Regions from separate parts of the Homo sapiens genome. Here region 2 is linked to region 1. The links are chromatin loops, found by intact Hi-C in ENCODE. Cell type or tissue: A673. All regions are shown on one strand.

Region 1 (8,000 bases):
TTTAAAGCAAAATTAGGAATGCCCTTGTTCTCCAGATATCGGGATATCTGGACACTCCTAAGTCTGGGTCTGTTGGGTAAACATTATTAATTCATTCCCTTAACCATAAACATCTAGACGTTAGGAATACCTAACTTTCTGGGAATGCAGCCCAGCAAGTCTCAGCCTCATTTTCCAGCTCTCACTCAAAGTGGAGTCGCTCTGGTTCAAACACCTCTGACAGCTCCACCTGGACTGCCAAACCGCTCCTGTGGCCCCACACAGGAGCAGCTCAGCTCTAGAGGACAGCATCTGGCCAAGTGAGGTGGCTCATACCTGTAACCCCAGCACTTTGGGAGGCCGAGGTGGGCCTGAGGATCACCTGAGGTTGGGAGTTCGAGACCAGCCTGACCAACATGGAGAAACCCCGTCTCTACTAAAAATACAAAATTAGTTGGGTGTGGTGGCGCATGCCTATAATCCCAGATACTTGGGAGGCTGAGGCAGGAGAATTGCTTGAACCCAGGAGGTGGTGATTGTGGTGAGCTGAGATCACACCATTACACTCCAGCCTGGGCAACAAGAGTGAAACTCCATCTCCAAAAAAAAAAAGAAAAAAGAAAAAAGGACAGCTTCCACCCACTATGATTTTATCTCTAGCCCAACCAATCAGCAGCAAGCACCCATTTTCTACCCACTTCCATCCCTTCCCCCAAAACTGCCTTTGAAAAACGCCTAACCTACAAGCCTTTGAGATTGATTTGAGTAACAGCTCTGTCTCCCTCGTGGCATGGCCAGCCTCGTGTCAGTTAAACTCTTTCTTTACTGCAATGCCATGGTCTTTATTTGTGCAGCAGGCAGGGAGAGGCTGCCAGGTGGTTTTAGATGTTCTCCAAGTCTCATACTCTGTGGGACCCCCATGCATGTGCATGTAATACATTTTTAAGCCTTTTCTCCTGTTAATCTGTCTATGGCCAATTTATTCCAGAGACTCAACTTATTGCAACTCCAGAGGGTGGAAAGAAAGTTCCCTTCACCCTTACCTTGCCATTCTGATTCTTTTCAGAGCCATGCTTCATGGCTGTGTAAAAATGAAACTTTTTTTTTCTTCTCCGTTTTACTTGACTTTTGGATGTAGATTGATGGATGTAGCATCAAAACAAGAACAAGGTTTGAAAACAGTTGAAGCTCTTTACTTTTTTTTTTTTTTTTTTGACAGAGTCTCACTGTTCCTAGGTGGAGGGCAGTGGCATGATCATGGCTCTCTGCAGCCTCGATCTCCCAGACTCAAGTGGTCCTCCCACCTCAGCCTCCTGAATAGCTGGGACCACAGATGCATGCCACCATGCCTGGCTAATTTTTTGCATTTTTTGTAGAGACAGGGTTTCACCATGTTGCTCAGGCTGTTCTCGAACTCCTAGGCTGAAACAGTCCACCCACTTTGGCCTCCCAGATTCCTGGGATTACAGGTGTGAGCCATTGCACTTGGCTGAAGCTCGTTGTTTTTTTTTTTTTTTTTTTTTGAGATGGGGTTGCACTCTGTAACCCAGGCATGAGTACAGTGGTGAAATCTCAGTTCACAGCTACCTCTGCCTCCTGGGGTCAAGTGATCCTCTCATCTTCCAGCCTCCCGAGTAGCTGGGACTACAGGCGTGTGCTACCATGCCCAGCTAATTTTTTGTATTTTTGGTAGAGATGGGATTTCATCATGTTGCCCAGGCTGGTCTTGAACTCCTGAGCTCAAGCAATCTGCCCGCCTCGGCCTCCTAAAGTGCTGGAATTACAGGTGTGAGCCACTGCACCCCACCGAAGCTCTTTATCTTTCTAAAGACAGAAGTGTTTTCTCCTTTTCTTGTTTTCTTCAAGACATGAAATCAAAGAAGCATTTCTTTTTAATTTAAAAAGCTGAAGCAACAATATTCAATAACAGTTGTTGGAAGAAAAGAAAATCAGCCATAATCCTATCTCAAATGTGGCCACTGGTTTCAGTTTTGTATGTCCCTTCCATATCAGGGCACAGGCACATGTACTTGATCTGGTTGAAGTTGTGTTCTCTAAATGTCTGCAGTTTGTTCCTTATCTCAATAGTCCTCTGCTGTGCCTTCTATTGGCTCCCAGCAAGATTATTGCAGGTATCTCTTGGCTGCTTCCAGCCAGAATCTTCAAGCCATCTTCCACATCGCTGGTGTTCTTTCCTCCCACAAAGTGTAATGCTGATGTGATCTGAGAGATCAAAATAGACGTCCCTTTATCAACTAAGGTCGACCCTAAGGTTAAGGAAACAAAAAGTTACCTGCCGGGCATAGTGGCTCACTTCCGTAATCTCAGCACTATGGGAGGCCAAGGCAGATTGCTTGAGCCCAGGATTTTGAGGGCAGCCTGGGCAACATGGTGAAACCCTGTCTACAAAAAATACCAAAATTCGCCAGTCCTGATGGCATGCACCTGTAGTCCCAGCTACTTGGGAGGCTGAGGTGGGAGGATCACCTGAGCCTAAGATGTTGAGGCTGCAGTGAGCTGTGATTGCGCCTGTGCACTCCACCTTGGGCAACTGAGTGAGACCCTGTCTCAAAAAACAAAACAAAACAAAACAAAACAAAACAAAACCTATGGGTTGAGTGCTCAGGTCCCAGCTGGCATGGCAAATTTCTGAATTCTTATGGTTACAAGAAAACCACACTTGCTAAACTCCCTAACAATAGGAGCTATGAGACCCCTCCTAAGTCTGATTTACAACCCAGACCCCTACAACTCTGGACAGAAGACTGGCCTTACAAACATGCTTTTCTGATAAGCAATTTCAGGCCTTAAGCCAGTTTCAGCCGGCTTATAGAGGAGGCTACGCACCTTTGTGTCCTGTAGTTCACTTTTTGATGTGAATAGCTAAATTCCACCTCATTTTAATGCTAAAACCTCTCCCCAAGGTGAAGATAGGATGTATGTTACATATATGTTTGCCCATTGTGCATGCACTCAGCTCCCCTCATAAATATGTATAGCTTTCCCCAAACCTGCTGAATATGTATGACTCTATTGTGTGATGCAGGCCCTGTAGGGCATAAAACCCAACTTCTTCTTCCCCTCTTTGAAGAGAGAGCACCTTTGGCACATGCTGGAGACTGTCCATCCTTTCCCGGTTTGCAAACTGATATTGCCAATAAAGCTCTCCTTTCTACTATTTGGCCATCCTGGTGATCTTTCGGATGACACTGATATTAATTCCTTAAAATCCTTCAAAACCTTTCCAGTGCCACAGGATAAAATCTGAACTTTAAGAAGGTATCCAAGACTTCCCAACTTGACCTCAACCAACCTTTATGAAACTTATTTCCTACTGGTCTCACCTGCTGCCAGACCCACCTGAAATCCCAATGAATTCAGCTATTTCCAACAATTTGCTTTGCTCTGTGCTAGTTTAGTTGGAACTCCTTATACACCAGGAGCATTCTTATGTCTTTCTCAAGGACTCATTCAGAAGGTTATATTTTCTGTGGAAGCTTTCTCCTTGCCTTCTGCAGGCAGAGTTGGTTCTTCTGTGCTCTGGGTCCTCACAACACTTCGTGCATCTTTCTTTATTAAAAAAATTTGAGATGGTGTCTTGCTATGTTGCCCAGGCTGGTCTTGAACTCCTGGGCTCAAATAGTCCTCCTGCCTCAGCCTTCTGAGTGGCTGGGATTACAGGTGTACATATTTCTATTACAGTACTCATCATGTTTGATTGTAATGGTTCATTTGATGTGTATCTCTTCTGTACTGGGGTATGTGTGAAGTCCAGAACCACAGCTTAGTCATCTTTTTAGCATTCGCACCTAGCAAAAGTCAGACATTGGTCAACTGTATTGTGGAACTTGGGCACTATGTTACACAGTATATCCATAATGTCTTGGCCAATGATGTTTCAGTACACAAAAAAAACCCCATTATTCTGTGTAGTTTCCTACTTCATCCCACATAAAGACAAGACAACCCAAAACAAAGCCAAACTCATATAGAATGAGCAAAGTTCTTTGATTAAAAAATTCTCCTGTCAGAGCATGTAACTTTACATGTGCTCATTGTTTTGAATATAAATGAAATGAGTGGAAATATGACTGCAAAAATATATGGGTTACTGTTGATGAAACCATTTACAACCAAACTGGTTTGTTCTGGGTAGCTGTAATTTTTTCGAAAGGTACTATGTACAATTTCAGGTGTGTGTCAGATACCTCTTCACCCTCATTTCTCTCTTAACACCTTTTATCATAATTTCTGAAGCTCCCTTTTGTAGTTAAGAGTTAAAAGTCCCGAGGCGAGCTCTTCAGAACTCTAACACCTGCTTAGGGCTCAACTGGCAGGGGGAGAAATTGAAAAGCGGTGAAGAGTCTTTTCAGCAAAGTACTTAGCATTTTAAATAGTAGATGTTTGAAAAAAAAAAAAAAGGTAACAATAGTGTTGGAAACTCTTATACCACCCCACGCAGGGAGAGGCGTGTGAAGCTGTTTCGTGGATTCATACATTGAGTTCTCAAAAACCTTCATTTACAGAGATAGTTCCAACTTGATTTTGATCAAATTAAACATCTAAGAAAGTAGACTTTTCCTTGAGCATAGATTTATACTTTCTCCTTTAAAATTCAAACCCCCTTTCTTCTGACATCAAAGAGAGGACTCAAGGCTTTTAGAATCTTATTTCTAATAATATATCCCCCAAAACCCCTAGGATAATGTTTAGAAAATTAGGAAAAGAGTTTTGAAATAATTAAATGCTGGTTCTCATCTGCTATTTGATACTGGGTATAAATACCACATTCCAGCTTATTGACAAAGTTTTCAGAAACTGTGTGTGTGTTTTTAACCCTTAATGATTTCATATTATTGTCATGAATTTCCGGAGATTTTTAAGATTAAGAAGTCTTTTGTGGACTTTTTGAGTTTACAGCTTGTAATTTTTTTATCTTTTTGTTCCATAACTGGAAGAAATGGTTTAATTTTTTTTTTATTCCAGCAGAGGGAGACATCTGACCATGGACACAGTATTGCTGCTTGCCAGTATTCTGTAAGCCCATTTTATCAATATACATAAAAAACTCAATGTTCAAATTAACTAGTTCAATAAGTAATTTAGCTCATTGATTTTTGGGCATATCCTAAGTGCCATTACAAGCTACGGATATTTTAAATGCCATTACCTAATAGAAGGAATGTTTTAAGCACCTTTTATTGATTTTATTACTGCTTTATTTTGCTGTCTTGGTTTAAAATCATTTTAACCACTCCGTAATCAAGAAGAAATATATCGTTGGTGAAATACAGTCAATTTCCTAAAAACCTTTGACATCGTTAAATAAGGAATTACAGTTGTTAAATCATGTCATGCAATAACTGAGGGACAGAGGAGATATAAAATTTGGAGCAGTGGGCAGCTTACCAGTAAGCTGTGCTGACCTCCAGCATTCAGAATCTGCACATGTCAGTCACACTTTGGGTTTGCTTATGGTTTTTACATCAGCAAGAGAGATTTAAAATCTCGGGTAGCAGAGAAGGTGGAAGAATGCTAGCAAAATGTGATCTCGGGACAATTACATTGCTTTTTAAATGACCGCTTGTGACTTTCTGTTAAAATGATTCTCTAAGCAATTTTGTAATTTCATTTGCTTTTCTTGCTAGACTATAGTATATTGATATTCGGCCTACGAGGGGACCAAGGTGCTCACAGGGTCTTTTACCGCTTCCTTCTCCCGCTCATTTGATTTTATATTAGCAGTATGACTGAGCTGATCAGCTGATTAGATGGACAGGGACTATGGTCTATACACTGTTTAATCAAAGAGGTGCAGAAGTGGGTGGTGAGCACTGAAGCTCGATAGGAGCCCACTAATGAGTTGATTGCATTGACATTTGATGTAATTTAACTGTAGAGTGGCAAATATCAATACCTGTATATGATTTGGCAGATGGTTGTTGAACTGTGATTAGAAGTTTAGAATAATTCCCGGTAAAAGAGCACCTGGCAGTAACCCAAGACTGGAGAACTGAGTTCCCCATTAAATGGAATAGGTCCAGAAAGTCAAGTATTTTGATCATTAATAGAATCTTTCGTTTTCTTTTAGCAAATGTTAGCTTCAAGAGGAAATTGATAATTATGCATAGGTCTATTAAATGATCTTAGGGAGAGCTCTTTTCATTCCTTCAAATGAGCTCATATCTACAGTTGTGGCAGTTATTCACTGGCAAGGAAAGAAAACTAGCTAAGATGCTGATAGGCAGCATTTCAAATATATTGGCGATGTTGGAAGCACCTGGATAGCATTAATCTATTTGAGGTTGAAAACCAGATTCAGTTGTAACATTAATGATTATTCTATGTTATTTTATAATTTCAGTAAATATCTTAAGAAATAAGCTGTACTGAGCATCTATTATATGCAAGACACCGTTGTGTAGGTGTTTCAAATATAAAGAACACCAAGATAATGTCCCTTTCCCTCGGAAAGAGGGACACGTACAATGTGCATCCCATGAGACGGTGATCAGGAGCTGTGGCCACATAGATGGGAACAGTGGGCTCCTCTGTGGGAAGAGGACATGTCAGGGAAGGCCTCACCGGGGTGTCATTTGAAATAGATCTTGAACAGTTAAGATGGGCATGAGAGGTAGACTGGCAATACTAAAGCATAATCTGCTTTTGAAAAATTGTGAGTGAGTTTTTAAAAAATAAAGATCTTGTTGGGGCACAGTGGCTCACACCTGTAATCTTGGCAGTTTGGGAGGCCAAGGGGGGTGAATCGCTTGAGGTCAAGAGTTTGAGACCAGCCTGGCCAACATGGCAAAACCTGGTCTCTACTGAAAATACAAAAATTAGCCAGGTGTGGTGGCACGTGCCTTTGGTCCCAGCTACTCGGGAGGCTGAGGTAGGAGAATCACTTGAGCTTGGGAGGTGGAGGTTGCAGTGAGCTGAGATTATACCACTGCACTTCAGCCTGGGTGACAGAGCAAGACTGTCTCAAAAAAAAAAAAAAAAAAAAAAGACCTTCTTTCTTGTTTTCTTTTTTTCATTTTAATTATGTAATTTTAATATACCATTATACATGTGTATAAGAACAATAAAATAAATACAATGCATTGGCCTCCCAACTGAGATACAGAATATTACCAGTATCTTGAAGCCCTGGTGGGCTCTTGGCTAACCGTGCCCTTCTGCACTGCCATTACTTGAAATTATTTAATAATATTCTTTTTTTTTTTTTTTTTAAGACAGAGTCTCGCTCTTTCACCAGGCTGGAGTGCAGTGGTGCGATCTCGGCCCACTGCAACCTCCGCCTCCTGGGTTCAAGCGATTCTCCTGCCTCAGCCTCCCGAGTAGCTGGGACTATAGGCGCCTGCTACCATGCCCAGCTAATTTTTGTATTTTTAGTAGAGACAAGGTTTCACCATGTTGGCCAGGATGGTCCTGATCTCTTGACCTCGTGATCCACCCCCCTCGGCCTCCCAAAGTGCTGGGATTACAGGCGTGAGCCACCACGACCGGCCGACATTATTTAATATTGTTATATCCAGTTGCAAAGCACATGAACATCTGGATCTCTCAAGACCCACAACCCTTTTATTCATTGGTTAAATCCATGCCAGATGAAGTAAAGGAATGGGTGGATGTGTGTCTGGTGAATTCAGACAATGTGGAAAGCTCTTTTTTTGGTGGGGAGGAAGAGGAGTCCCAGATAACCTAAGTTACTGTCAATCTAATTTGAATAAATCAGGAAGTAGTCTGACTTATTCAAATTATAGCTTCTGCTTTACTTTGAGCTTTGTTGTTGTTGTTATTGTTGAGACAGGGTCTCACTCTGTTGCCCAGGCTGGAGTGCAGTGGTGCGATTATGGGTCACTGCAGCCTCAACTGATCCTCCTGCGTCAGTCTCCCAAGTAGCTAGGACTACAGGTGCACACCACCATGCCTGGCTAAGTTTTAAAATTTTTGGTAGAGACAGTGTCTCACTGTGTTACCCAGGCTAGTCTTGAACTCTTGGCCTCAAGCTATCCTCC
Region 2 (8,000 bases), 390 kb after region 1:
TTTTTCTTTTTCTTCCTTTTTTTTTTTAAGTTGTTGCAAGAAAAAAAAAGCCAGAAAATTTGTGGACATGTTCACACATTTTCAATACCACGAAAGTACTGGTGAAAACTGATCAAAGCTGGGAAATTCATTGCAGTAGCTGGAACCCCATCTCGAGTCAGTCCCTTATTACCCAGGTATTGCCACAAATGTGATTCAGCAAATAAAGCCCCTAGCTCGCTGCCTGGCCCCCTCTGCAACCAGGGAGCAGCAAAGTGGATCCGCAATGGGGTTTTCAGAAGGACTCATAATTTTTCTACATTTGCTTGCACCACAATCTGAACATTTTTGACATCTGGCTTACTGGTGAAAACATACATATGTCTCTGTGTATACATATAAGTACATATATTTTTGTCTTTGTCAGTCATTGTATGTGAGAGGGATGTTTTAAAACAGAGTCTCCAGGTTCTCCTTTGTAAAGCATTAAGCTGTGACCCTCCTCCTTTCTTCCCTCCCCCTGTAGCCCTGGACTTCATGATGCTTCCTTGACTGCTAGCTTAACATGGAGTTGTCTTTTTTATTTTTTTTATAAACCCAGTCACAACACAGAAAGAGGAGGAGGAAGAGAGAGAGAGAGAGAGAGAGAGAGAGAGAGAGAGAACTAAAAACCCTGAAGGATGGTTCTCAAAAATTCTAAAGGAACCACAGGGAATTCCTTTTAAGAGCAACAGAAAGCAAGCTAGCTGAGGTAAGGTAGATGTGGACAGCTTTTCTTTTCTTCTCTTTTCTTCCTTCTGTCTCTTTCTGCGTGTGTCTTTCTCTCTCTCCATGCCCCCTCCCTTTTCATATTCTCTCTCTTTCCCTTTACATTCATATGTCCTCTCTCCCCCTCTCTCTCCCTCTCCTTCCTTCTCAGTAGCTGTTTTCTTTATGGATCGGGGAGGGTAGGAGGGTGGGGGAGCTACCTAACTTCTTCCCTGCTTAAGCAATCTGAGAACGGAACTCATGTGAATATGCAAATAGGACTGCCTGGGCCGCGTTGCTGACACGTGTATGTGTGTATCTTTCTCCCCACCTCCCTGTCTTAGCGTCTGATCTTCAACAGATTGCTGTTGTTTCTTGTGATCACCAGCACAGCGTGCTGGAAAGAGAGCTGGGGGGAGAGGTGGGGATTGGAGGGAATGCTGTGGGGCTGGGAGGCAGGAAATCATGACATGATTGCTGTGACTTTTTTATATTAATGTGTGGCTTTTTTCTAGCTCATTTGCATGTCAAAGTGGCAGAGGTGTGAGGGCAGAGATTAGTATGGAGATGACATAATGATGCAATGAATTAAATGTGATCACTTCTCTGAGCGGGGGTGAGGTGGAGGGGGGGAGCGGCGAGGTGGGGTAGGGGGAAGCCAGCAAGACAGACGGAGTGAGAGAGGGAGAGGGGAGCGCCTCTTCTGATCTGCACCACACAGTTGATTGATGTCACCAGCTCACAGAATGCATCTCTTTATTGTGATGATGGTGATGGTGGTGGTGGTGATGCTGATTGCGATGATTACACTTATCGTTAGTGTGAAATTTGAATTTTAAGTGGTCAGTGCCGGAGCCCTAGCGCACGTGATTATTTGGTCCATCAGTGCAAACCCTTTACTGTCAAAATTTAACACGGCTCCACGTTTGCTTTTATTTAAATAGGACGATGTAACGTACAGGAAAGAGAAGATGACTAATTTGTGATATTACGCAGTGGGCTGGGATACCAAGGCTTTTCATTGTAGCTTCAGTTCTGTGTTTGAGTATGCAAAAGAGAAAAAGAAGGGACCAGATTAAAAATATTTTTATTATGACAAAAAATTAAAAAACCGAATCTTTCACTAGATCGGTTGGGTGGCAAAGGTTTCAACCGTTGACAATAAAGAAAATGCAATTTCATCTCTGACATTCAGTGTTATCTCCCTTTAATAACAAAACCAAACGAGAATGATTGCTGAACAAAGCAAATTCTCAGGCGGCTAGTTGCAGGTCTGAATGCAGGAGTAAAAATGGAACATTCGCTGCCCCCTACCCCTTTTGGCTATTTTGTATGCAACACCTGCAAATGTGCACAGAGTCGTTGTAAAAGGGGAAGAAGGGAGAGGTTTTTTTTTGTTGTTTTTTTTTTTTTTGGTTTTTTTTTTACACTCTTACAATTACAAGAAGAAAAAATTTAACAACGAAGTACAAAGGTTTTTAGATGTCATAGATTTATTTATTTTAGAAGTCAAATTCGCTCTGCCTGCCAGTAAGTTTTCTCCGAGTCTTGTCTACTACTTCTTTGGGAGAATGGACTTCCTAGAGTATAGACAAATCAGTATAGAAATTTAGGACTAATTGTTATGTGTGCAATAACCCTGATGATATAAATGAGCACTTAAGAATCCACAGAACATCACTAACATTAATTTATTGAAAAAGAAAATCCAAAGCAACTCCATTAGTTTTTCCCTGTTATTGTTAAGGACTTTAAATGGATTTCCTAATTGGATAATTTTATTCACAAGAATAATACACAAATGGAAAATAAGCCCTGGCTCTGGGGGCGGGGATGGGATTGGCCTACAGAAAGGAGAAGAGTCAGTAGAAGGGTGAGCCGCTGTCAACTTCAAGAAAACCTGCACTCAGGAGAAGGGTGAGGGCACAGAGAATAGCTCCTGTGTGTGAGAATTAACCCATACACTGGGGTCCGGTAGGCAGTGGGTGTTTTAAGCATGTTCAAACAACAGCGCATGAATCCACTTGCCTCCTTTGGATGATACTTAAAACAATGCGGTTCATTATTGCCCCTCTTTGATCATAGGTACTTCACCCTAAGTTTTCCTAAGATGCAACTTCCCATGTTTGTTCGCCTTTTTCCATTCTCTGTCATCACATCGTTGGCATTTTCTGTCCACCAAGTTCATTCTCTGGGAGATGCACTGGGGCTTGCATCACTTCTCTTCCCCTTCCCAGATGAAGGCAGCTGTGCTGACTCTAGCCTGGGTCTCACTGAACACTGTGCACGGATACTATTAATAGAAAAGCATATCGTGTCCCATTCTTACACCCTTTGCCTGCCAAAAACATGGAATGAATCGAGACAGTCAGTGGAAAGTTCTGGAGCGCGGGTCTGGCGCAGCTTCCTTCCTGCACAGCCGCACCTGTGTCCTTATTCCCATCTGTCCCCAGGTAGCACTGTGGCCTCTTCTAAGACCGGCTTTCTCCTTGCCTTAGTCTTCTATGCCAATAAAGAAGAAAGGCAGGGATGAGGATTGTTACTATTGATCTGCCCAAGGGGATCATTAGGCATCCGTATCAATCTACAAATCAGTGGGCCTGTGTTACTAGCTTGGGCAGTCATTGCCAATTTGTTTCTATTAGATGGTGGAGCCTGGAGGTGTTTGATGAGCAGATTGGGTCTTTATCTCAGCACTGGAGAGTATGCGGGCTTGCTACCAGACAGCAGAGGTTTACAGGATTTTTTGGGGGGGTGGTAGGGGGCGGGCGTTGGGGGAACAGGGATCCTTCCCGGTTTTTTTTTAGCCTGAAATCTGTCTGCACCTTAACTAGACCTCCAAGGTGGACCCCAGCCTCTCTGAATTGTTTCTGCTTACACTTAGCCCCCACATCACAGCCGCCAGCCCAGACATCCACCCGGAAAGCTGCCCACAGAAGTATCTTCTTGAGTATTCTTTTGTTATCGTTTTCAGAATCGGCATCTGAACAATTGAAATGTAAACATTTTTCTTTTCCCTCCTCCAGTTCCTGAACTAGGAGCAGTGTATTTACTGTGGAGCAGGTGACATTTTTAGCTGATATTTTCTCTGTAGTTCAATTAGATAAAGTAAAAGTTAAAGCTCCAGGTAATTTTGTTTGGGAAATCCTATTTACCTTTTCTCCTTGAATTGAAATCTAGAAGAAATGTGTTGCCACACCCATCTTTATTATTATTACTATTTTTTTAATCTTTACAAATCATCTTTGTCTCTCATCTTGGGCTTCGAGAGAGCAACAACTATGGCAAAAGCCGTATTCCCTCGCAAGCATGTAGATCTGAAAAATAAAAATTATGTTTCCGTGGGGGGAAGGGGAGGGAAAAAGGATAATGAATGAATGAGCACAATTTATGCCGTTACCGCTGCTAGCATGACATTTCTTCTTCATTATTTTGTGAAAACCTCAACTTCTAACCTAGTTTTACTCATTCCTGACGTGAGCATTATTCAGTACAAATACCTGTCCATTGCCAGGCCTCGGTGATGCTCCTAGAGACATTTGAGCTTTATAGCTTGCGGTAGGGAGAGGAAGACGGAGGTGGGCTGATGCAGATGGAAAGGAGGGGCCCCGTTGCATCCACTTCCTGGGAGCTGTTTTTATCTTGCTGCTGAGTTTGTTACTTGTGAATAATAAACCGTTCCTCCCAGCTGGGAGTGGGTCAAATAGTCCAACCTAAGATGAGGACTTAGCACTTATATCTTCTCTTGAAATTTGCTCATCATTCCAAAGAGGTGGAAAAGTTTGTTTTTTTAAAAAAAATTCAGATTTTAAGTGTTGAAAATGAGATAGAACTCTGGGTGCATTGAACACGAATTTCTAAGTGATTTTGGGCTGTTTTAAGTTACCCAACATACTTTATTAACAAAAAAAAGTGTGTGTGTTACTTTAGAAAACTTTAAAATTATTATTACTATTTATTAGTTTGTGTTTACCTTTTCTCACCTGTGTATTTTTTTTAAATTTTTTGGTTTCTTCCTGGCCCCAAATCCAATTCATCTACTCTAAAGAAGCATTCACTTCATTCCATCTGACAAGAGCCTGCTTTTTTTTGTTGTTGCCGTGGTGTAGTTCACAGAACTTCACAGAAACACATCTGTGTGGAGTACATCATTTTGGAAGTTAAACCATTTTAATCTATCATAAACCAGACATCCAGTTAGCTTTCATCTTTATAGAACATGTATAGAAATCGATTTGGAGTAGACTCAGAGGAATGTTTTAAGAGTTTGTTTTGCAAATATTTATAAACCTTTTTCTTTGGAGCACAGGCCATTTTAGAATGGTCACCATACTATTAAGACTAGAGTTCATTTTGAGGAAGATCCTGCCAAAATCTCTCGTTTGTTTTATCTCGAGGCCTGGGAGTTCAAATTTGCTTTGCCGCCAACACGCTGTCACAGCTAGAGATCTCTGTGAATAAGGTGATATTTTGTTAATTTATTTTATAATCCTTAGCATATATTAATCCTAGCATCTCCCAATTTTATTAATCCTTACCATCGCCCAATCCCAATTTTTTGAAAGGAGAACTTTACAGTGAGTGAAACAAACAACTCAGGTGACCATATGGATTTTTGACTGAAGGCAGAAGGTGGATCTTTTTGCATTCCTCTTCCAGAGAGCAGCGGAAACCCTTCATTTTCTCATCACCTAAGGGCTTATTACTTAAGGATGTGGACAGTATGTTGCAACTTTATAGAAACTTTTAATCAGTGACAGACTGGTCCTTCAGCTAGGACATTTATAGTTCCCAATTCACCTAACCCAGTTGCTAAGGATACTGTGTTGATTTCTTTCACAGTGATAGAAAACATGTTTATTTCTTAATACACTGTTTGTTTATCTCCCCATACATCTCCCTGATTTTCCTTGTTTTATTTTGTGTGGCTTTGCATGTGCCATTTCTCCACAAAACAATTGATACATTCTCCTCACGCTGTTGTGAGGCGAAAAAACTCTCTAGATTAATGGTCAGTGTCGCTCACACGCACATTTGTGTTGTGATACTACAGAGGAGCTGCGAATTACTGACAAGATCTAGAATAATTCCTAATGCTGTCGAAGGCTTCATTTTCTCCTCGGCATGATGGATGAGGCATAAGAAGTGCTTTCTGAGATTATTATGTGCGTCATTCTGTTAAGTGTTATTAAAGTCCGTCTGTCTTAGGCAGCAGAAATATCTTCGCCCTTATTTTGCTCCTGTGTTTAAAAACGGTAACTGCAGATCCCTTTCTTTCAAATGTAAGCTTTTTTGAGGTTATCTGACTGTTAATTTGTGTCCTCAAATAATGGGAATGGTGTTTTTTTTTCCCTCTTAAAATTTGATAATATTAATCCATAAACGAATTCTGGTTTATTTTTAAATATTTAATTTATAGTAAATGCTTTAGAAATGCATTTTATTTTTTAAAAAAGGAAGTAACAGAATTTGAGGTGTAGGTTTCAATCTGTAACTTCAAACAGATTTAATAGTCTTTTATTTTCTGGGCTCCAATTATTTTAAAAGTCATTGACGATTTGTTACCTTGAATGGATTGTGTAAGGTTCAGGATTAATTTGAATTTGATGAATATTACATTGAATTCCTCCCTATAGGCAGATGTATTCAGAGGTGACAGTATACAGGCATATGGATGGAAAGGAAAACTTCGCTCTAACATTTGGTCAGGGAAAGTTTGTTTATAAACTGTACATTTGGAGGGCAAATTTCCCTCAGTCAGGGGGGTACTTACTGCTTTTTGATGGGCGTGGGTGCATCAGGGTCTGGGAGTGAAAGTGACTTGCAGTGTTTAACAGGGCAGTGAAGGGGAAATTACAGATGGCTCATATTATATCTCCAGCAATTTCACTGAAACAGCAGAATTTACTTTTAAGGTTTGTAACCTCCTTTTAAGTCACAGATTTTCCCAAACCCTGTGATAATAAAATACAATCTACTTTACGGAATGCTTTTATTATTATTCAGTAGCCCTTCTCCCATCACCTTTTTTTGTTACTGTTTTTGAACAGTTTGGTGGGAGCATCTTTAGACCCCTGGAGGCTGATCCACGGAAAAATGAAACAAACAAAAAGAAGTAGATCATCACACTTTCTTAGAAAACACCACTTCCCCTTTTCAGAGATTCAGTGAGATCTAGAAAGGCTCATTTTGATACTTCTAATAGAATTATATAAGTATAATGCACAGCTGGGATAAGCTCAGCCATCCACAGCGCAGCTAGTTTTTGAACATTTAATTTTATATTTGAATAATTCTCCAGATCGGGCTATAATCATGAATGTCATATAAAAAGTTTTTTAAAAATAAATTACATTATTTCACAGATGTGCAAATACTTCTGAGAAAAAAATTACATTGATCAGTTTTTAATACCCCCCTGTCTCACCCTTCAGTCAAAGGGAAAAATAGGTTTTTTTCCCATCTTTGTCTTCAGAAAGGTGCTAGATTGTAAACATCTGAAGGAAATGAAAGGGGGTTGGCCAGTCCACCCCAAACTCTTTCCAGATTTTCAATCCTTTCAGCAGCAGACTTCAGTTTTCAGAAAAGAGGGAGGGTCTGGGTGGGGGGAAAGAAAGGGGATGTCTCTGTTTATTATTAAAATTTAAAGCGAAAAGCATTGCTATAACTGGCTAATTTTGAATCTACCAAGTTAGAGGGCTTGAACAACAGGAGGCAACATTTAGGTAATGTGTATTATGCTGATTTGGAAAAGATAAGGCATTTGCAGCTAATTAAGTTCTAATTCTGGGAAGAGGACAATAAACAATAGATGACTATCATTACTTTTATTGTTTCTGAAACAATAGCATGTGGATATTTAATTCAAAAACTATTCAGATAAACAGGGTCATTTTTACTTAGGCAGAAAGATTCTTATTCTTTGTAGAGTGTTTCTGAAGCATAGTCTATTTATTACAGTTTAAATAAAGGCATTTCGGAATGTCTGTGTTTTGCGAATAAAGACTCTGAAAGCCACCACTGAAGCTGTCAACCGTGGTCATTTCGGGAATAGTCATCTGTGGTTGGAAACACCACTGGTACTCAGGGCTGAATGAACAAAGTGCTTTTGAATCCAAAACAAACAATTTAATTAAAAGTCTAAACTGCATGATTTTTCCATGTTTCTTTTGTTAACAGCTCCAACCAAGTCATATGGCATGGCCTCCACACTCCTGTAAGATTTGGGTATTTGATATGTTGTCTTAAAGATATCCTGAAAGTGGAAAAAATTG

What was found. Hi-C counts contacts between places; a loop is a spot of excess contacts. Peaks named below come from ENCODE experiments on the same cell type or tissue, not always from the same donor. Only the 100,000 strongest peaks of a DNase experiment are listed, where the experiment ranks them.
Region 2: it touches region 1 in a loop (5-fold over the local background); 4 of 110 quality-filtered maps call a loop at or near these places.

Annotation. Positions count from the first base shown.
Region 1 is chr16:74,272,210-74,280,209 of GRCh38, reverse strand. No RefSeq gene overlaps it. Among named protein-coding and RNA genes, the nearest start is that of PSMD7, 21 kb to the left of the region's middle. In A673, a CTCF peak has its summit at 4,958 (motif pointing right); a DNase peak (open chromatin) is centred at 4,979.
Region 2 is chr16:73,884,381-73,892,380 of GRCh38, reverse strand. It overlaps a transcript of ZFHX3 not described here. Among named protein-coding and RNA genes, the nearest start is that of PSMD7-DT, 330 kb to the left of the region's middle. In A673, no CTCF peak of the experiment used is centred here; no DNase peak of the experiment used is centred here; H3K27me3 peaks cover 7,830 bases.